Linked DNA regions of Homo sapiens: region 2 is linked to region 1. Evidence: chromatin loops called from intact Hi-C (ENCODE). Cell type or tissue: HepG2. All regions are shown on one strand. Each heading gives the region's core, and the rest is flanking DNA. Links, peaks and the distances in the headings are about the cores only.

Region 1 (10,976 bases), core at 3,802-8,801:
AGAATATTGGTGAAAAGAGAATATCTGACAAACACCTTAAAAAAATCTTTGCCAGCATCTGTTAAAGATGAACATCTGAATACCCTATGATACAGAAATTCCATTTTTAGGTTTAAACCCAGCAGAAACACATAAATATGTTTATTTAATGGCCTTTAGTTAGCTGCTGTTACCAGCTCTATTCATCATAGCCCCAAATTGAAAACTCATAAATTATCAGCATAATGTATATATAATATTTCATATATTTATAGAGTGAAATGCTATATAACATTCATTTTTAATGGAGTGATATCACTCTTAATAGTTTTGGGGATCACAAAATATTTTATACTCTTTTTATGTAGAAAGTGTGTATATATATATTTTAAGTGTATATATATATATTTACACACACACACAAACACACTATGTATATATATATTCACACATATACACACAGTCTCATATATTGAATTCTTCTATTATTAGGGAATAGAGTTTTTAGCTGAATTAAAAATAATATTGTTATTGACCATATCTTAGGCCATACTAAAATAATTCTATAAATTATAAAAATGAAAATCATATAAAAATATTGGAGCAAAATGCAATAAAATCAGAAATTAAACACAACTGAAAAAAAAGCCCCCATCCACATGGCAAAAAGAAAACATGCCTTTATACTATGTTTCTGCCTAAGAGAGACACAAGTATATATAATTGCAAAACATCAAAAATAGCAGTAAAGATAGTCCAACATACTAGAATCTCTGTAATCAATCTGGAAAAATCCACTGAGGAAAATCCATAAACTTCACTTCCCAAATAAAGAAGAAAAACAAGTGAATTAAATTTCAATCTAAAAAATCTATGACAAGTACAGCACAGTGTATTACAATATATTGAATAAATAAAAAAATACGAAGCCACCAAAATGTGGGAGTAATAATAAAAAGTTATATATATCTATATATGTATATATAAAGTGCTATCAAAAATAAATTTTAAAAGTTGGAAATTGACAGGCAATACTTTGTGCTATTCTTTTAAAGTTGCTTCTCACCCCTTTCTTAATCCATATCAATCACTGATATGTTCTCCATATCTCTGATTTTGTTATTTTGAAAATGTTATACAAATGAAGCCACACAACTTTTTAAGATTAACTTTTGTTCACCCAAGATAATGTTCTTGAGATCCATCCAAGTTGTTACATGTATTAATCGTGTGTTACTGCATATGTTTGGGTATTATTATTATTATTTTTTTATTTTGAGACAGTCTTGTTCTGTCGCCAGGCTGGAGTGCAGTGTCACGATCTCAGCTCACTGCAACCTCTGCCTCCCAGGCTCAAGTGATTCCCCTGCCCCAGCCTCCCCACTAGCTGGGACTATAGGCACGCACCACCACGCCTGGCTAATTGTTTGTATTTTAGTAGAGACGAGGTTTCACCACGTTGGCCAGGATGGTCTCGATCTCCTGACCTAGTGATCGGCCTGCCTCAGCCTCCCAAAGTGCTGGGATTACAGGCGTGAGCCACTGCGCCCGGCCCTGGTTATTATTAAATTGGATGGATATTGAATAGATATACCAGAGTTTAACAATTTATTTATTGAAGGATATTTGTGTTTTTAGGAGAGAAAAAATAATATTATTTTTTCACTCAACTCAAGGTTTACTGCTGAGATGTCTATAACAAAAGATAAATTAATGACAGAAAAATATACACATTTATTTAATATGTGTTATGTAACACAGGTACATTCAAAAATGAAGACCCAAAGAAACGGAAAACCCCACGCATTTTTATGTTAAGTTTGATGAAGGGTAGACAGTCATGTAGAAGTACGATTGCACAATGGGGATCTGATCTAATGGTCATAAACTAAGTTCTAGGAATTTTGTAAGGCCTGTATATTCAGATTCTTCTTGGCGTCTCTGTGTCTTCTAGGATATGGATGTTACTTTTTCTCCAAGCATAGGGAAAGTGCCTCTGAAATAAAGATTTTATGACTTGCTTCAGGAAAGAAGAGCAAGAGGAAGGTGACGGTGATCTTCCTGAATCTGCTGTTTTCTCAAATGCCCAGGTACCATATTTTGGTGTAACGTCCCCATCACATCATTGTCACCAGTTTTGGGATATTACAAATAAGATTTGTAATGAATATTCATAAGCAGATTTTTTTTTTTTTTTTGAGACGGACTTTCGCTCTTGTTGCCCAGGCTGAAGTGCAATGGCACGATCTCGGCTCACTGCAACCTCTGCCTCCCAGGTTTAATTGATTCTCCTGCCTCTGCCTCCTGAGTAGCTGGGATTAAAGGTATGTGCACACACACCCAGCTAATTTTGTATTTTTAGTGGAGATGGGGTTTCACCATTTGGTCAGGCTGGTCTTGAACTCCTAACTGCAGGTGATCCATCCGCCTGGGCCTACCAAAGTGCTGGGATTACAGCCATGAGCCACTGCGCCTGGCCACATGAGCAGAATTTTGTGTGGAAATAAGTTTTCATTTCTTTGAGATCAGTTATGTATTTGTTCTGTTTCTTTTTCCAACTTTTTAAAAAATTTCAGCTGGAATAACTTTTAACTAATTGTCTTCAAATTCAATGATTCTTTTCTCTGCTGTGTTCAATTTGCTGATAACCCACTGAGGACATTCTCATTTCTTACACATATGTATGCGTGTGTGTATGTTTGTGTGTGTGCGTGCATGCGTTTTCATTAATCTCATTTTTATAGTTTCCATTTCTGTGTATTATAATATTCTATCTCTGGTTATGCATATTTGATACCTTTTCCACTAGATTCTTTATAATGCAAAAGTTATTTATAAATATTTTTTTCCCTAGTAATTCCAACATTTGGGCCCTTTATGTATCTTCTTCTTTTGATATCTATTGAATGTGGATGATTTATATTCATGGTGTGTATGTGTGTATACATTTCTTTATTGGATTACAGACATATTATGTATATAAACAATAAAAATTGAGATAAATAATCTTTGTGCCCAGTAATAGACATGCCTTTTCTTTTTTAAATTGTTAAAGGTTATGTCAAAAAGACTCAGGTGTCATATTGAAGAGGCTGCCACTGGGCAAACATGATACAATTTGAGCTCCAAAAGTGGTAATATGTAAGACTAAATTAAATTCATCAAATATGTTTAAAGTCATAATTTCTTAATAATAATAATTAGACAATTTTAGGAAAATAATAGGGAAGCAAATCATTATCCTTAAAATAAGATATAAAAGGAAAAGATTTATCCTGTCCTTCCAAAGGAGTTATATTACTATGAAACCAAATAGTAGTTGCTATGGTCTGAATACTCATGTCTCCCCAAAATCTCTGTTTTGAAATCCTCACTCCCAAGTTGGATGGTTTCAGGAGGTGGAGCCTTTGGGCAATGATTAAGTAATAGGTTGGGCCCCTCGTGAGTAAGATTCATGCCCTTATAAGAGGTCTGAGAGACATTCCTCATCCCTTCCACCATGTAAGGACACAGAAACAAGGCACTGTCTATGAGCCAGGAATTGGGCTCTGACCAGACACTGAATCTGCCTTGGCCATGGACATTCCAGCTTCCAGAAGTAAGAGAAATAAATTTCTAGTTTGTGGTTATTTGTTATAGTGGCCCAAGTGGACTCAGGCAGTAATTGAACCGTGTTTTTACCTTTAATTTGGCTATTGCCATTTGCTACTCACTAGGCAGCAGCAATTGATTTAGTCATGGAAGGTCAACCACTGATTATACCACAAGACGTGCTTCTTGATAAAACAAGACAATACCTATAGTCTTGCCAAAGGAATTGAAAATGAATCTGAGGAAAACTCTGGGGCCAACTGGCAATTTGCAAAAAGTATAAATGACAGAGGAACATCCTGAAATGAGTATGCAATCAGCAAAATCCAGACTGCAGAAAAACCTAAATGTCAAACATCACATGATTTTCAACAAATAAGTTACAAGGAAATAAAAAGGACAGAAGGGAATCTGTAAATTAGAAAAGACTGAAACATAAAATTAAAATAAAGTTGGCAAGACTAAACTGTTATTTGGGAAGCACACCTGGAGGATAAAACGTTGATAATATGAAAGGAAATGACTAATATAAGAGTCAGGATGCTGGCTAATCTTGAGGGAAAGGGTGGTTTTGAGACTGAATCTGAGCCCATGAGGAGCCTCTACTGTTTGTGGCTTTGTTATATTTCTTGGATTTTGTAGTTTTTACCTTATTAAAATTTATAAGAATTTACTAAGCCATGTGACTGCTGTTTACAGTTTTCTTCCATCTGTATTCTATTTTACATTTAAAGAGGCTTTTTAAAAAGACAGAGAAGATCATTTTACATATTAATCCTTAATAATTCAGAAGGGCACAATGAAACTGCACTGAGATACTAATAGAAAATAAAAACAAACACGTTTTTCTTTTTCTTTTTTTTTGAGACCGAGTCTCACTCTGTCGCCCAGGCTGGAGTGCAGTGGCATGATCTCGGTTCACTGCAACCTCCGCCTCCTGGGTTCAAGCAATTCTCCTGCCTCAGCCTCCTGAGTAGCTGGGATTACAGGTAGGTGCCACCATGCCTGGCTAATTTTTGTATTTTTATAGATAACACGGTTTCACCATGCTGGCCAGGCTGGTCTCAAACTACTGACCTCAGTTGACCCTCCCGCTTCAGCCTCCCAAAGTGGTGTAATTACTGGTGTGAGCCATCGCTCCTGGCCTACATTTTTCTTTATGTGAAAAGAATCAAAGAACATCAATGTACTCTTTCTTGTTAATAGTTTCCAAAAAGTCATTTATTTGATGACTGGGTAGATCCCATTATTTAATTATTTTGAAAAGTACATATTTTATTTTATTCATGAGTCATGGTCATTTTAAGAGTTTGGATTTCACCTGAACAGAATTGTGGTTTATTTTAACATTCAATGAAATAATAGATCAATTCAACAAACTACACATTTCACACTTGCTTTGAGATAAATTGACCTTCACCGAATTAGCTTCTCTTCACAAGGTAACCTATATAAAAAATGCCAATTTGCATGAAGACCTTTTAAAAGACAGCAGGGGTTCAGTACAAGCTACTGAGAGTTTTCTTGTTCTCTAACAGAAATTCACTCAAGAATAATGAAAAGTGACTTTTTCATGCACCTTCCTTTATTTTCGTGCCTGAAATCACAGATTGTACACAAAGGGAATGTGCTAAGCTGAACATAGGCAAGAAACAGCAATGGCAGCAACAACAAAAGTTAGTGATGCATTGAAATCTATATATCGTTATGTAGTCCCTCCCCATATATATATACAGACATAGAAGGGACTACATAACGATATATAGATTGTATATATGTATATATATATATAGAGAGAGAGAGAGAGACAGATTTCTCTCTATTTCTTGATTATATATTATATAATATATAATATGCTATATTATATATTACATAATATGTAACATTCTATTTCTTGATTATATATTACATATATATATAATCAGCAAACTGCTATTCCCAGAAAAATTATTTAAGCAATACCTCTTTCACTTCCTTAAGAAAAAGCAATACTGGATTAGAAATATTTTTTAAAAATTAAACATTCTATGAAAGTGACCTGTGAATGCACAATCAGTGCTTTTTGCTCTTGTTATACATGCAAAGAGGTATGGAGAGTGCCAGTAGGTTTTAATGTATTTACAGCATTGAACATAAAGGTCAATCATCTAAAAAGAAAAAGGCATCAGCAGTTAGAAACTGCATTCCAATGCATAGATTTGCAGCCAAAGAATTTTATTATTAATGAGACACAAAGAGAGCAAATAATTTTCAGATGCAATTTATGAAGATTAGATATCATCTGTATAACAGAAAGAAGCAAAGATCAATATATTCACATTTTACTTGTTTTGCTGCTAAGCATGTCTGTCGATTTATTTTTGTAAATATTGTCTTTTTATTGTTATTACTTCTATGATCTACATTAACAAGGTTAGTAAAAAATCTTCCTGTCGATGGCGACTTTACTATAATATATATATATATGTAATTTTTTTTGAGACGCAGTCTTACTCTGCTGCCAGGCTGGAGTGCAATGGCACAATCTCGGCTCACTGCAACCTCCACCTGCCGGGTTCAAGCAATTCTTCTGCCTCAGCCTCCCGAGTAGCTGGGACTACAGGCACGTGCCACCATGCCCGGCTAATTTTTCATATTTTTAGTAGAGAGGGGGTTTCACCTTGCTGGCCATGCTGGTCTCAAACTCCTGACCTCGTGATCTGCCTGCCTTGGCCTCCCAAAGTGCTGGGATTACAGGCATGAGCCACCGCGCCCGGCCCTTTACACTATTTACTTACCATAATTTTTACATTCTAAGTATGAAGAATTCATTCTAGTTGAATTTTTCCCCCACTGGGTGTTAGATTCTTAGTTTTCCTCTAGATGGCGGAGTAGTATTCTAAATGTAAAAGATGTCCTTTGTGATAAACATTTTAAACATTTATGTTGTATTTGCCAGCCTGGTTGAAAAATATTTTTCCCCTTTTCTGCAGTTAAAACAGAGTACATTCATGTGGTATATTTTGAAATTGGCATATACAATGAAATAAGGAACAAGTAAGTGCAATATTTTTAAAGTTAATTAAGTGATAGCATATGGAAAAGTGTAGTAATGTTTGATATATTTACATTCACCAAATAACCTATAAACAGTCCAAGAGGCTTTAACATACCATATCTTACCCTCAAGAGTATTGCTTGGCATTCTGTTTTGCAGCTTTTAGTATTTGTCGCAGAGTTCCTGATGAAAGAACGCTAAGAAAAACCCCTTGTGGTAGTTTAGTGCAACTTGCGACAAGAGAATTTCCCATCAAACTTTCAGGACAAATATGTTGAAGAGCAGTTCTCAGTCTAAAATGGAGTTTCAGCAACACTGTTGTGAGCTCTTCCAAATGTCCTGTATTCCCTTTCTCCACATGTTCTCAAGCAATAAATTGAAGCAGCTTACAAACTATCTATTTCCTCTGCAAACACACAGGGTGGTTGCGATTCTGAATTAAGAGACTTACAAACTGAGGAAGCCTTTCAGTCTTTCCCCATTTCTAGCCTCATTGCCATAAGAGTATTTGTATGGCATTTACAGCTTCCAAGCAGCCATTTTTGGTATTTCGCTGATGGCATCATATGTGAATTTGATTTTTATGTGGAACATCTATATCTTCCCTGGTTTCCTATATAGAGCCCAAAATATAGAAGCACAAAGTATGACAGATAAACAACAGATTTAGTAAATAAGACAGTGGTATTAAACTTAATAAGAAGAGATAATGTCAAAGCTATCCTAGTATGATAAACGTATGAGATCTATAAAGAATAACGTCAACAAAACTTACTAAGAAGGGAACTATTGTTAATCTTTTCCTCCTGAGTCAAATATATCATTTCAGGTTTTCAGTACCTGGGACATGCAAGTAAAACAAGGGCAATAATTATTAATTGGGAGGGAGATAAGCAAGTATTTCTCACTAGAATCAAGTTAATTGTTGGAAAGCAGGCATTCCAGAGACAATTGCTTAAAATGCAATACTTTTGGCCTGGAATGTTGTACTCCCGTATGTCAGAGAGAAGACATTACTCAACTCTTCTTAACTTAATTCAATGAAAATATAATTTTATATAAATGTGAACTATTCTTCCTCTTTTGTGGAAATATAAAGGTAGGATTGCAATCCTACTTTATTCTTATCTTTATTCCAATGTTCTTATTGCTTAAGAAAGACTGGGACTTATTAAATGGAAAATGAAGAACATTTTGAAAAAATAGTATACAATGTGCTAATTTATCTAGTCAAATTATAAAAATAAAATTGTACGGTAAAGATACCATTTCAACAAATAAGATAAGAAGGCTTTTGCTTTAAATATTCAGATATCTAAGATTTAGCATTTGATTCTGATTATATTAAGAAAAATTCTTGTATTAGTCTGTTCTCATGCTGCTAATTACCACAGACTGGGTAATTATAAAGGGAAGAGGTTTAATGGACTCACAGTTCCACATGGCTGGGGAGGATATATTTATTTTGTTGCCATTATGTATTTAATTTTCAATTATTTATCCAAATCACATGCAATATTGTACAACCAATATTTTAGGCCTCACAATCATGGCGGATGGCAAAGGAGGAGCAAAGGCATATCTTACATGGCAGCAGACAAGAGAACATGTGCAGGGGAACTGCCCTTTATAAAACCATCAGATCCCAGGAGACTTATTCACTATCATGGGAACAGCATGGGAAAGACCCGCCCCCAAGATTCAATTACCTCCCACCGGGTCCCTCCCACAACACATGAGGATTATGTGAGCTACAATTAAAGATGAGATTTGGATAGAGACACAGCCAAATCATATTAATTCTCTATTCTCATCTTCATTTTACATATGCGTTGGGAATAGGCCCCCAAACTCTGGCCATAAGGGGCCCCAAAACTGGCCATAAACAAAATCTCTGCAGCACTGTGACATATTGGTGGCCATGATGCCCACACTGGAAGGTTGTGGGTTTACTGGAATGAGGGCAAGGAACACCCAGCCCACCCAGGGCAGAAAACTGCTTAAAGGCATTCTTAAACCACAAACAATAGCATGAGTGATCTGTGCCTTAAGGACATACTCCTGCTGTAGATAACTAGCCCAACCCATCCCTTTATTTCGGCCCATCCCTTTATTTCCCATAAAGAATACTTTTAGTTCAGCTATAATCTATAGAAACAATGCTTATCACTGGCTTGCTGTCAATAAATATGTGGGTAAATGTCTGTTCGAGGCTGTCAGCTCTGAAGGCTGTGAGACCCCTGATTTCCCACTCCACACCTCTATATATCTGTGTGTGTCTTGTAATTCCTCTAGTGCCACTGGGTTAGGGTCTCCCCTACCAATCTGGTCTCCACACATATGTAAGCATGAAAGTGATATATTTATTTTGTTTCCATTATGTATTTATTTTTCAATTATTTATCCAAATCACATGCAATATTATACAACCTATATTTCCTATATTTTAGGCTATGCTTTTAAAATGTATAAGTGTGTATTAACTATATAAGAATTTTCTTTTTAATTTTATTATTATTATACTTTAGGTTTTAGGGTACATGTGCACATTGTACAGGTTAGTTACATATGTATACATGTGCCAGGCTGGCGTGCTGCACCCATTAACTCGTCATTTAGCATTAGGTGTATCTCCTAATGCTATCCCTCCCCCCTCCCCCCACCCCACAACAGTCCCCAGAGTGTGATGTTCTCCTTCCTGTGTCCATGTGTTCTCATTGTTCAATTCCCACCTATGAGTGAGAACATGCGGTGTTTGGTTTTTTGTCCTTGCGATAGTTTACTGAGAATGATGATTTCCAATTTCATCCATGTCCCTACAAAGGACATAAACTCATCCTTTTTTATGGCTGCATAGTATTCCATGGTGTATATGTGCCACATTTTCTTAATCCAGTCTATCATTGTTGGACATTTGGCTTGGTTCCAAGTCTTTGCTATTGTCAATAGTGCCGCAATAAACATACATGTGCATGTGTCTTTATAGCAGCATGATTTATAGTCCTTTGGGTATATACCCAGTAATGGGATGGCTGGGTCAAATGGTATTTCTAGTTCTAGATGCCTGAGGAATCGCCACACTGACTTCCACAATGGTTGAACTAGTTTACAGTCCCTCCAACAGTGTAAAAGTGTTCCTATTTCTCCACATCCTCTCCAGCACCTGTTGTTTCCTGACTTGTTAATGATTGCCATTCTAACTGGTGTGAGATGGTATCTCATTGTGGTTTTGATTTACATTTCTCTGATGGCCAGTGATGGTGAGCATTTTTTCATGTGTCTGTTGGCTGCATAAACGTTTTCTTTTGAGAAGTGTCTGTTCATGTCCTTCACCCACTTTTTGATGGAGTTGTTTGTTTTTTTCTTGTAAATTTGTTTGAGTTCATTGTAGATTCTGGATATTAGCCCTTTGTCAGATGAGTCAGTTGTGAAAATTTTCTCCCATTTTGTAGGTTGCCTGTTCACTCTGATGGTAGTTTCTTTTGCTGTGCAGAAGCTCTTTAGTTTAATTAGATCCCATTTGTTAATTTTGGCTGTTGTTCCCATTGCTTTTGGTGTTTTAGACATGAAGTCCTTGCCCATGCCTATGTCCTGAATGGTGATACCTAGGTTTTCTTCTAGGGTTTTTATGGTTTTAGGTCTAACATTTAAGTCTTTAATCCATCTTGAATTAATTTTTGTATAAGGTGTAAGGAAGGGATCCAGTTTCAGCTTTCTACACATGACTAGCCAGTTTTCCCAGCACCATTTATTAAATAGGGAATCCTTTCCCCATTGCTTGTTTTTCTCAGGTTTGTCAAAGATCAGATAGTTGTAGATATGCGACCTTATTTCTGAGGGCTCTGTTCTGTTCCATTGATCTATATCTCTGTTTTGGTACCAGTACCATACTGTTTTGGTTACTGTAGCCTTGTAGTATAGTTTGAAGTCAGGTAGCGTGATGCCTCCAGCTTTGTTCTTTTGGCTTAGCATTGACTTGGCGATGCGGGCTGTTTTTTGGTTCCATATGAACTTTAAAGTAGTTTTTTCCAATTCTGTGAAGAAAGTCATTGGTAGCTTGATGGGGGTGGCATTGAATCTATAAATTACCTTGGGCCATATGGCCATTTTCACGATATTGATTCTTCCTACCCATGAACATGGAATGTTCTTCCATTTCTTTGTATCCTCTTTTATTTCATTGAGCAGTCATTTGTAGTTCTCCTTGAAGAGGTCCTTCACATCCCTTGTAAGTTGGATTCCTAGGTATTTTATTCTCTTTGAAGCAATTGTGAATGGGAGTTCACTCATGATTTGGTTCTCGGTTTGTCTGTTATTGGTGTATAAGAATACTTGTGATTTTTGTACATTGATTTTGTATCCTGAGACT
Region 2 (10,976 bases), core at 2,151-7,150, 100 kb after region 1:
TGCAAATAGAAAATGAACAAATTTATAATATATATAATTTCAGTTTAACATTGATAGATACAGAACATAATGCAACATTATGTAAATAGATTCTATGCGGCAGTATCTACGCTGCTTTATCTCAAATAAATATAGCTTTTCAGAGAACATAATATGATATTTATACATATATCTGTGATATTGTTTGGATCTATGTCCCTACTCAAATTTCATGTCAGAATGTAATCCTTAGTGTTGGAGGTGAGTCCTGGTGGGAGGTGATTAAATCATGAGGGCAAATTACCCCTTTGGTGATATTCTCATGATAGAGTTTCTCATGATACCTGGTTGTTTAAAAGTGTGTGGCACTTCCCTCCTCTCTCCCTTCCCTGCCTGCTTTCACTTCTCCTTCCACCATGATTGTGAATTTCCTGAGGCCTCCCCAGAAGCAGAAGCCGCTATGATTCCTACACAGTCTTCAGAACCTTGAGCCAATTAAACCTCTTTTTTAAATAAATTACCCAGTGTGAGGTATTTCTTTACAGCAGTGTGAGAACAGACTAATATAACCTGCTAATACTTTGCATATATAACTGTGAAAAAGGGACAACTCAGGATATAAACCTTGAAAAGAGTCATAAACAATATTGAAGAGAAAAGTAGTTTCATAGCTCACAGAAGACAGGGATATGACTAGGTCCAAAATCCTAATGAAAATATAGAGTCATGCGCTGAGAATGACATTTAGATCAACAGTGAACTGCATATAGGCTGGTGATCCCATAAGAGAATATAATATTTATTTTTACTGTATCTTTTCTATGTTTAGATATACAAATCCTTACCATTGTGATACAATTGTGTATGGTATTCAGTATAGAAACATGCTTTACAGGTTTGTAGCCCAGGAGCAATAGGCTCTACCATATAGCCTGGGAGTGGAGTAGGCAATACCATCTAGGTTTCTGTAAGTACACTCTATGATGTCCACACAACAACAAAATAACCTAATGACTTATTTCTCAGAGTATTTCCCTGTCATTAGGTGACACACGATTGTACTAGAAATCATTGGCTAAATTGTGCAGTGAAATTCATGATTTTGAAATATAATTGAATATCTGCTGTATTCGTTCCTTAATGATGTTATAACATTCTACTACAGACATGGTGGCTTAAAACAACACAAATTTATTCTCAAGTAGCTCCGGCAGTCAGAATCTAAAATGGATCCACAAGGCTATGTTCCTTTTGGAGACACCAGGCAGGAATCCACTTCCATGAGTTTTAATCTTTCAATGTCTCCGTGCATTTCTAGGCTGGTAGCCCCTACCTCCACCATTAAAATGAACCAACTTAACATCTGTTCCTGACCTCATAACAAAGAAGTTCTGAGGACTATATGCTTTGTTGATTAATTCTACCAAGCAATTTACAAAGGCACACATACCGATCATTCTTAAACTATTCCAAAAACATAAGAGAACATTTTCAAGCTCATTCCCTCAGTTTAGCATTACTCTGTTAAGAAACCCAGACATAATACTATAGTACTGTAAAACAAAATTACACACCAGTTTTCCTTATGAATATAGAAACAAAAATTCTTTACCATTTAATCCAGCAATCCCATTACTTGATATATACCCAAAGGAAAATACATCATTCAACAAAAAAGATGAATGCGCTCATATATTAATTGCAGTCCTATTCACAATAATAAAGACATGGGATTAACCTAGGTGCCCATCAATGGTGGATTGAATAAAGAAAATGTGATATAGATACCCTATGGGACACTATGCAGCCATTAAAAAAGAATGAAATCATGTACTTTGTGGCAATGTGGATGCAGCTGGGGGCCATTATCCTAAGTGAATTAACACAGGAACAGAAAACCAAATACCACATGTTCTCACACAAGTGGGAGCTAAACTTTGAGTACACAAGGACATAGAGATTGTAATAATAGAAACTTAGGGCTACTAGAAAGGGAAAGGAAAGAGGTGGGGAGTGGGCTGAAAAACTACCTATTGGGTACTATGCTCACTACCTGGGTGATGGGATTATCCATATCCCAAACCCCAGCATCACACAATATACCCATGTAACAAACCTGCACATATACCCTCTGAATCTAAACAAAAGTTGAATCTTTTAAAATCCTCAGTAAAACACTAGGAAACAAATCCAGCAGCATATTTTAAAAGATTATACACCATGAACAAATAGTATTTATCCCAGGAATGCAAGAGAGATTCAACATGTAAAAAGCAATCATGGCTGGGTGCAGTGCCTCATGCCTGCAATCCCAGCATTTTGAAAGGCTGAAGTGGGCAGATTACTTAAGCTCAGGAGTTCGAGATCAGCTTGGGCAACATGGTGAAACCCTGTAATTATAAAATATCCAAAAAATTACCCAGGTATGGTGGTGCATGTCTATGTTCCCAGTTACTCAGAAGGCATAGGTTGGGGGATTGCTTGAGCCCAGGATTTCGAGGCTGCAGTGAGAGATTGCACCACTGCACTCCAGCCTGGGTGCCAGAGGGAGCTCTATCTCAGAAAAAAAAAAAGGCATTCAAATTGAAAAATAAAAAGTAAAACTGTATTAATAATAACATGACTTTATACACAGAAAATCCTAAAGAATTCATAAGAAGCTATGGGCACTAATACATTCAGCAAAGTTACAGAATACAAGTACAACACCAGAAATGAGGTTTATTTCTATATACCAGCAATGAACAAGCAAAAAAGGCATTAGGGAAATAATTTCATTTACAACTGCATCCAAAAGAATAAAATAGGAATAAATGCTAAAAGCCATCAGACTTAGACACTGAAAACTACAAAACACTGGTTAAAGAAATTTTAAAATAGCCAAATAAGTGGGAAGACATTCTATGTTCATGTTTTAGAATACTTTATATTTTTAATATGACAATATTCCCTCAAATGATCAACAGATGGAATACAAGTCCTATTTAAATTTCAATGTCAATTTGCAGAAATGGAAAAGCTAATTCTTAAATTTATAGGGACTCTGAACCGTCAAAATGATCTCCAAAAAGAATAGAGTTGAAGGACTCACACTTCTCAATTTCAAAACCTACATAAAGCCACATTAATCAAAATGAGGTGGTACTGGCATAAGGATAGACATACAGATCAATGTAACACAATTCAGAGTTCAGAAATAAATACATCTATTATTTTGTTTTTAGAAGTATTATTATTATAAATACATCTATGGTCAATTGATTTTCAATAAGATGCTGTGAGTACTCACCAAGGAAAGAATAGACTAACAAGTGGTGCAGGGAAAACTGGATATCTACAGGCAAAAAAAATGAAAGTTGGACCCTTATTTCACACCACATACAAAAATTAATTCAAAAAGGATAGACAAACTAAATAGAAGAGCTAAAACAACACAACTTTTAGAGAAAAGATAAGAGTGGATCTTCTTGATCTTGAATTTGGTAATGATTTCTTAAATGTGATAACAAACCCACACACAACAAAAGAGAGAAAATTGGACTTCATCAAAACTTTAAAAAATTGTGCATTGAAGGACACATGAAGAGAATGAAAAGGCTGGGCACAGTAGCTCACACTTGTAATTAGCATTTTGTGAGGCTGAGGTGGGAGGATCACTTAAGCCCAGGAATTGGAGACCAGCCTGGGGAACATAGCAAGACCCCGTTTCCACCAAAAACCAAAAAAAAAAAAAAAAAAAAAGAAAAGAAAATTAGCCAGGTGCGGGGATTCATGACTGTAGTCCCAGCTACCTGGGAAGCTGAGGCAGGAGGATTGCTTAAGCACAGGAGTTGAAGGCTTCAGTGAGCCATGATTGCATCACTGCACTCCAATCTGTGTGACAGAGCAAGACCCTGTCACCAAAAAAAAAAAAAAAAAAAAAAAGAGAGAAAAGAGAATGAAAAGACCACTGTACAAAATAGAAAAAAATTTGCATATCATGCATCTAATACAAGTTTTGTAACCAGAGTATATAAATATTCATATAACTCAAAACAAATAATCTAATAAAAATGAGCAAATCTTGAATAGTCATTTCTCCAAAGAACATACACAAATGGCCAACAGAGGATTCTCAATGTCATTATTAGGGAAACACAAATCAAAACCACAGAAATATACCACTGTATATGCAGTAAAATGGCTGTAACAAACAAAAAATGAAAAATAACAAGTGTTGGCAAAGACGTGGAAAAATTGAAACCCTCATACATTGTTTTTGGGACTATACAATGGTGAAGCTACTGTGAAAAAGAGTTCACTGGCTCCACAATAAGTTAAACGTAGAATTACCATGAACCAGCAACTCCACTTCTAAATATATATCCTCCAAATTGAAAATAGGGATTCAAACATAAACGCCTTAACAAATGTTCATAGCAGTGCTATCATCATAGCTAAAAGGTGAAAACACCCTGAATGTTGATCAGTTGGTAAATGGATAAAGAAATGATGCCATATCTATACAATGGAATATTATTTTTCCACAAAGAGAATAAAGTACTAATACAAGTTACAACGTGGGTGAACCTTGAGAACATTATCGTAAGTGAAAAAAGCCAGACACAAAAGACCACATACTGTACAGTTTCTTTTATGTCAAATATCCAGAATTAGCAAATCCATAGGGACTGCAAGCAGATAAACATTTGCCTGGGAGTGAGTGATGTTTGCCAAGATGAGATGTGGATGGGGACACAGCCAAACCCTATCATTCTACCCCGGCCTCTCTCAAACCTCATGTCCTCACATTTCAAAACCAATCATACCTTCCCAACAGTCCCCCAGAGTCTTAACTCATTTCATCATTAACTCAAAAGTCCAAAGTCCAAAGTCTCATCTGAGACAAGGCAAGTCCCTTGTGCCTATGAGCTGGTAAAATCAACAGCAAGTTAGTTACTTCCTAGATACAATGAGGGTACAGGCATTGGGTAAATACAGCCATTCCAAAAGGGAGAAATTGGCCAAAACTAAAGGACTACAAGCCCCATGGAAGTCTGAAATCCAGCAGGGCAGTCAAATCTTAAATCTCCAAAATGATCTCCTTTGACTCTATGTCTCACATCAAGGTCCACTGATGCAAGAAGTGGGTTCCTATGGTCTTAGGCAGCTCCCTCCCTGTGGCATTGCAGGGTACAGCCTCCCTCTCAGCTGTTTTCACAGGCTGGCGTTCAGTGTCTGCGACTTTTCCAGGTGAATGGTACCAGCTGTCAGTAGATCTACCATTCTGGGGTCTGGAGGAGGGTGGCCCTCTTCTCACAGCTCCACTAGGTGGTGCCCCAGTAGGAACTCTGTGTGGGGGCAACGATCCCACATTTCCCTTCTGCACGGTCCTAGCAGGGGTTTTCAATGAGGGCCTCACCCCTGCAGCAAATTTCTGCCTGAGCATCCAGGCAGTTCCATACATCTTCTGAAATCTAGGCAGAAGTTCCCAAACCCCAATTATTGACTTCTGTGCACTCCCAGGCTCAACACTACATGGAAGCTGTCAAGGCTTGTGGCTTGCACCCTCTGAAGCCACAGCCAAAGCTCTATGTTGGCCTCTTTCAACCATGGCTAGAGCAGCTGGGATGCAGGTCACCCTGTCCCTAGGCTGCACACAGCTAAGGGACCCTGGGCCTGGCCCATGAAACCATGTTTTCCTCCTAGGCCTCTGGGCCTGTGATGGGAGGAGATGCCTTGAAGACCTCTGACATGTCCTGGAGATATTTTCCTCATTGTCTTGGTGATTAACAGTGGGCTCCTCGTTACTTATGAAAAGTTCTGCAGCTGGCTTGAATTTCTATTCAGAAAATGGGATTTTCTTTTCTATTAAATTGTCAGGCTGCAAATTTTCCGGGCTTTTATGCTCTCTTTCCCTTACAAAACTAAATGCCTTTAACAGCACGCAAGTCACCTCTTGAATGCTTTGCTGCTTTGAAATTTCCTCTTCCAGATATCCCAAATAATCTCTCTCAAGTTCAAAGTTCCACAGATCTCCAGGGAAGGGGCAAAATGCCTCCAGTCTCTTTGCTAAAACCTAACAGGAGTCTCCTTCGCTCCAGTTCCCAACAAGTTCCTCATCTCCATCTGAGACCACCTCAGCCTGGACGTCATTGTTCATGTCACCATCAGTATTTTGGGCAAAGTCATTCAACAAGTCTCTAGGAAATTCCAGACTTTCCCACATGTTCCTGTCTTCTTCTGAGCCCTCCAATTTGTTCCAACCTCTGCCTGTTATCCAGTTCCAAAGTTGCTTCCACATTTTTGGGTATCTTTTCAGTAACGCCCTACTATACTGGTACCAATTTACTGTATTAGTCCATTTTCACACTGCTGATAAAGACATACCCAAGACTGGGGAAAAAGGTGGTTTAATGGACTTACAGTTCCACATGGCTGGGTAAGCCTCACAATCATGGTAGAAGACAAGGAGGAGCAAGTCACATCTTACATGGATGGAGACAGGCAAAGACAGAGATTGTGCAGGGGAACTCCCCCTTATAAAATTATCAGATCTCATGAGGCTTATTCACTATCAGGAGAACAGCAGGGGAAAGGCCTGCCCCATGATTCAATTACCTCCTACTGGGTCCCTCCCTAAACACAAGGGAATTCAATATGAGATTTGGGTTGGGATGCAGCCAAACCATATCAAAAGTTTCTTGAATTAGATGGTAATGATGGTTACATAACTGAATTTTACACTCTGAGGTGGTTAAAATGGTAATTTATTTTACATGTTTTAGACAATTAAAAAAATAACTATGCATACTGAATATCAACATGCGGGAAACTCAGTCACAGATTAATTCAAGGAAAATTAACCTTCTCCAAGTATTAAGTGGCATATTTGTTTATTAAACGTATGATTTTATTTTCTCTTTCTTAAATAAAAAAACTTGTTTACAGAAGCAGGAACTGACTAGTGGGCTACTGCTATGCTCACTAGTGAGCATGCTTTATTTGCCAAAAGGCTCTTCTTTTTTTGCTCTGTTTCATGTTAATGAAATTCCACTTATAGTTATTTTACATGCTCATCTCTTTGATTAGGAAAAATGCCTTTTGAATGGAGTCACTTATTATCAGCCCATCTCTCCTTTGGATGAAAAGTTTAAAAATGAGCATTTTTAAATATAACTAAAGCATTATTTTAAGAATATTGCCCTATCATTAAAAGTAATTGAATATAATATTTTCACCTATAATTTTATCCCTGCCTCATTTTTTTACCCTACTTACGTCAAGTCCCTGATTTCATCATGCTTTTAATTAAAATATGTCTGGATTTTGTTTCTCTCTCATTAATTGATCTGCCTTAACCCTAAGGTAGACTCTTATCTCACACCAGGATGATTGCGTTAGTTTCTTGTTCTCTCTGATTTTAAGGCCTTTACATTTCAACCCGTTTGATATGTTTCTGCCAGATTATGCTTCCTAAAATATAGCTTTTACATATTTCTTATGCTTTAAATTCTGCTGTGATCCTCCATGCCCTCATAATCAAGTCTAATTTCAATTGTGTGTTATCTCATGTATTTTAGCAAATTACTGTTCTTACCTATATCTTTTTACACTTTTTCATTATTTGTTGTCATTTCACAATGACTAATTTAAACATAAGACTATTGTATTAGTTCATTTTCACACTGTTATAAAGATATACCATAACTGAAACTGGGTTATTTATAAAGAAAAGAGGTTTAATTGACTAACAGTTCTGCATGGCTAAGGAAGCTTCAGGAAACTTACAATCACAGCAAAAAGGGAAGAGGCACGTCTTACATGGTGGCAGGCGACAGAGAAAGTGAGCAAGAACAGGGAAAACTGCCTTCTAAGACCATCAGATCTCATGAGAACTCACTCACTATCACGAGAACAGCATGGGGAAAGCTGCTCCCATGATTTCATCACCTCCCACCTTGTCCTGCCCTCAACAGGTAGAGATTATGGGGATTACAACTGGAGATGAGATTTGGGTGGAGACACAGAGCCATACTACATTGACTATGCATAGCAAGACATGCACTATATGTAAAGAATCTGGTTTGTCTCTTGAGACAGAAGAAATATAATTGAATTTTAATTTTAGGATTTATTTCTTGAAATACTGAGAAAGTCACAAATTATTGAAATTAGTTTCCATATCTATACAATGAAAATTTGAAATGTCTCCTTTCTATCTCCTATAGTTTTTGTGAAGTCACAATGAGGTACTACATGTTAAACACGTTGAAAATAAGAGTTGATACTAGTTTGCATACAGTGCCATCATACCTTACTCATGACAGAACAGCAAATGTAGTACTTTCTACCAAATGTTTTTAAGATAGGTATAGCTCTGTCCTTTGTCATTCTTCTTTCTCATTATGCTGTGTAACTTTATCGAAGAGAGGAATGAGTGTAAAAAATTGGCTTCGTGTGAATACTCCTCAGGTCAGTGGAGAAGAAGCGTTATTTTTATTCCCGATTATTAACTACAACCGCAGTCTGGCCTTCATAAAGCCAGCACAAAAGATGACTAATTTCAGAAAAACAGCTACTCCTAAAATAAAATTGTGCTGTAAATACGTTTATTATTTTCTCCTTAGATAAGCAGAGTGTTGTCTCTAAAATATAAAATACAGCATTAGGAATACTGATCTTCTTGGTTGGCAATTTTTAACAATAATATCTCAATGTTGAAAATTTCCCATACTAGTTAACTAATTTATTTATAGAGCACAGCAATATCTCTAACTCTGAAAAAAATTATCTTACAATTGCTTATTCCAAAATTCTACCTCCAAGAAGCTATTATGTTGAGCCAGTAACTGGTTAGTTTAATGTGGTCATATTTTTGTTTTAAATTTGATTTTTTCCCCTTTCACTGAATAAGAGCTATGCTGAGAATGATAGCCTTACTTCTTTTTTTCTTTCTTTCTTTTTCTTTCTTTCTTTCTTTCTTTCTTTCTTTCTTTCTTTCTTTCTTTCTTTCTCTCTTTCTTTCTCTCTTTCTTTCTCTTTCTTTCTTTTCTTTCTCTCTTTCTTTCTCTTTCTTTCTTTCTTTCTTTCTTTCTTTTTTTCTTTCTTTCTTTCTTTCTTTCTTTCTTTCTTTCTTTCTTTCTTTCTTTCTTTCTTTCTTTCCTTCCTTCCTTCCTTCCTTCCTTCTTTTTTTTTTAACAGAGTCATGCTCTATCCCCCAGGCTGGAGTGCAGTGGCACTATCTTGGTTCACTGCAACCTCTGCCTCCCGGTTCAAGCGATTCTCATGCCTCAGCCTCCTAAGTAGCTGGGATTACAGGGGTACACTACCATGCCCAGCTAACTTTTTGTATTTTTAATAGAGATGAGGTTTCATTATGCTGGCCAGGCCGCTCTCGGATTCCTGGCATCAAGTGGTCCGTGGGCCTCAGCCTCCCAAAGTGCTGGGATTACAGGCATGAGCCACCATGCCTGTCCAATAGTCTCACTTTTAATAATGAGAAGGTAAAACTGAAGACTTGATTTTCTATGTCTGAAAATTTGTGGTTTGCCAGCTACAGGGACAGAGACAAATATACCATATTCCTGAAGTCCTGTTTATTTTATTTGTTGCTAGTATAGTATACATAAAAACAAAATATTTTCATGTCCTGAATGCAATTGTAGTTGGAATACTTTTCTGCTTAACCCTTTTTTCCGTGTGAAATTATAAAAACTATAGATGAATGGATGAAATATTTTCTTTATGCTCATGATAAATGTGTGACACTAGAAGAAACAAGACTATGTTGAATTCCCAAATGTGATGCTGCCTCATTCAGGAAACTGCTTTTGTCACTTTTCCCAGTTCAAAGTAATTTTTTTGTGTGTGCAAATTGTTCTTTCATGATATATGCAATGAAACAGGAGGTATAGAATTAAAATGAAAAGAAAATTTGAATTAGAAAAGATCTGGCTTTATGTGTGAATAGAAAAGTTCAATTCGTATAGAAAGTCATGAGGAAATTTGAGACCCAAATATTTCCCATTCTAGAAAGAAAAACAGCAGCAACCTAAGGTTTATCTCAAGTTCCACAGCTGTTCAAGTTCTATTTCATTTGCCCTATTGAAGGCTAAAATTCTAGTCTTTCTTCTTTTCCTAGTTAAGCCTCAGGTGAAAAAGCTTAAGTTAATCATACTCCTCAAACATACACATTATTTCCATCAGCCTAAGGCTTTTTATTATTTATCAATTTGTTTATATGCTTGTTTGATTTTTTCCTTTTATCTCCATTTTCACCATTTTGTGCAAATCCTTATATTTACATATTTCTGTAGAAAATGTATTATTGTGCATGCTTATTTTAAGTTTGAATACATAATGCTATTTTATAGATTACATTGTCATTTCAACTACATTTTCCAAAACCATCAGCATTTCTGTATCTTCTGCATAGTATTCTATGATATCCATCCACCACTTTCTATAAGCTCACTCAAGGACAGACACACAGGTTGCCTCAACTCCCTAGCAAATAAACAACTATACACTGCCTACCCTTGAATATGCTCCTTAATGGTCATATTGATCATGGCTTTGGTATTTATACCCAGTAAAAGAATTGCAAGGGCATAGCATGGCATAAATTTTATTTTGAAATATAATTTATAAATTTATCAATATAAATTGAGCCAATGAATAATTTAATACATTGCTTGCAAAAAAGGTAAAACAATATCCCATGCCCTCCTTCTACTTTTCCCTTTTCCTACTTCTACTCAAGCTGTTCTTCCCAATTTTTTTCCTCTCTCTATTCAAATCCTGGTTTTCATATTTCCAATTTTTAAATTGATCTTTTTTCAAAATTATCTTTAGCAGCAGAGCACTTCTTCAAAGAAAATCAGGTGTATAGAGCAAATTATGTGTGCATGTATGTGAGTGCATGTGAGTATGCATATATATGTGTACACTCATACACATATCAAATCAAAGACTTCCACTTTCATTGAGTTGGGTTGGGAGCTGTTCCACTGCTG

Evidence for each region. Peaks named below come from ENCODE experiments on the same cell type or tissue, not always from the same donor. Only the 100,000 strongest peaks of a DNase experiment are listed, where the experiment ranks them.
Region 2: it touches region 1 in a loop (2.9-fold over the local background); 6 of 110 quality-filtered maps call a loop at or near these places.

What each region holds. Positions count from the first base shown.
Region 1 is chr13:81,054,981-81,065,956 of GRCh38, forward strand. No RefSeq gene overlaps it. Among named protein-coding and RNA genes, the nearest start is that of LINC00377, 42 kb to the left of the region's middle. In HepG2, for the core only: a CTCF peak has its summit at 6,436 (motif pointing right); no DNase peak of the experiment used is centred there.
Region 2 is chr13:81,159,182-81,170,157 of GRCh38, forward strand. No RefSeq gene overlaps it. Among named protein-coding and RNA genes, the nearest start is that of LINC00564, 62 kb to the right of the region's middle. In HepG2, for the core only: no CTCF peak of the experiment used is centred there; a DNase peak (open chromatin) is centred at 4,840.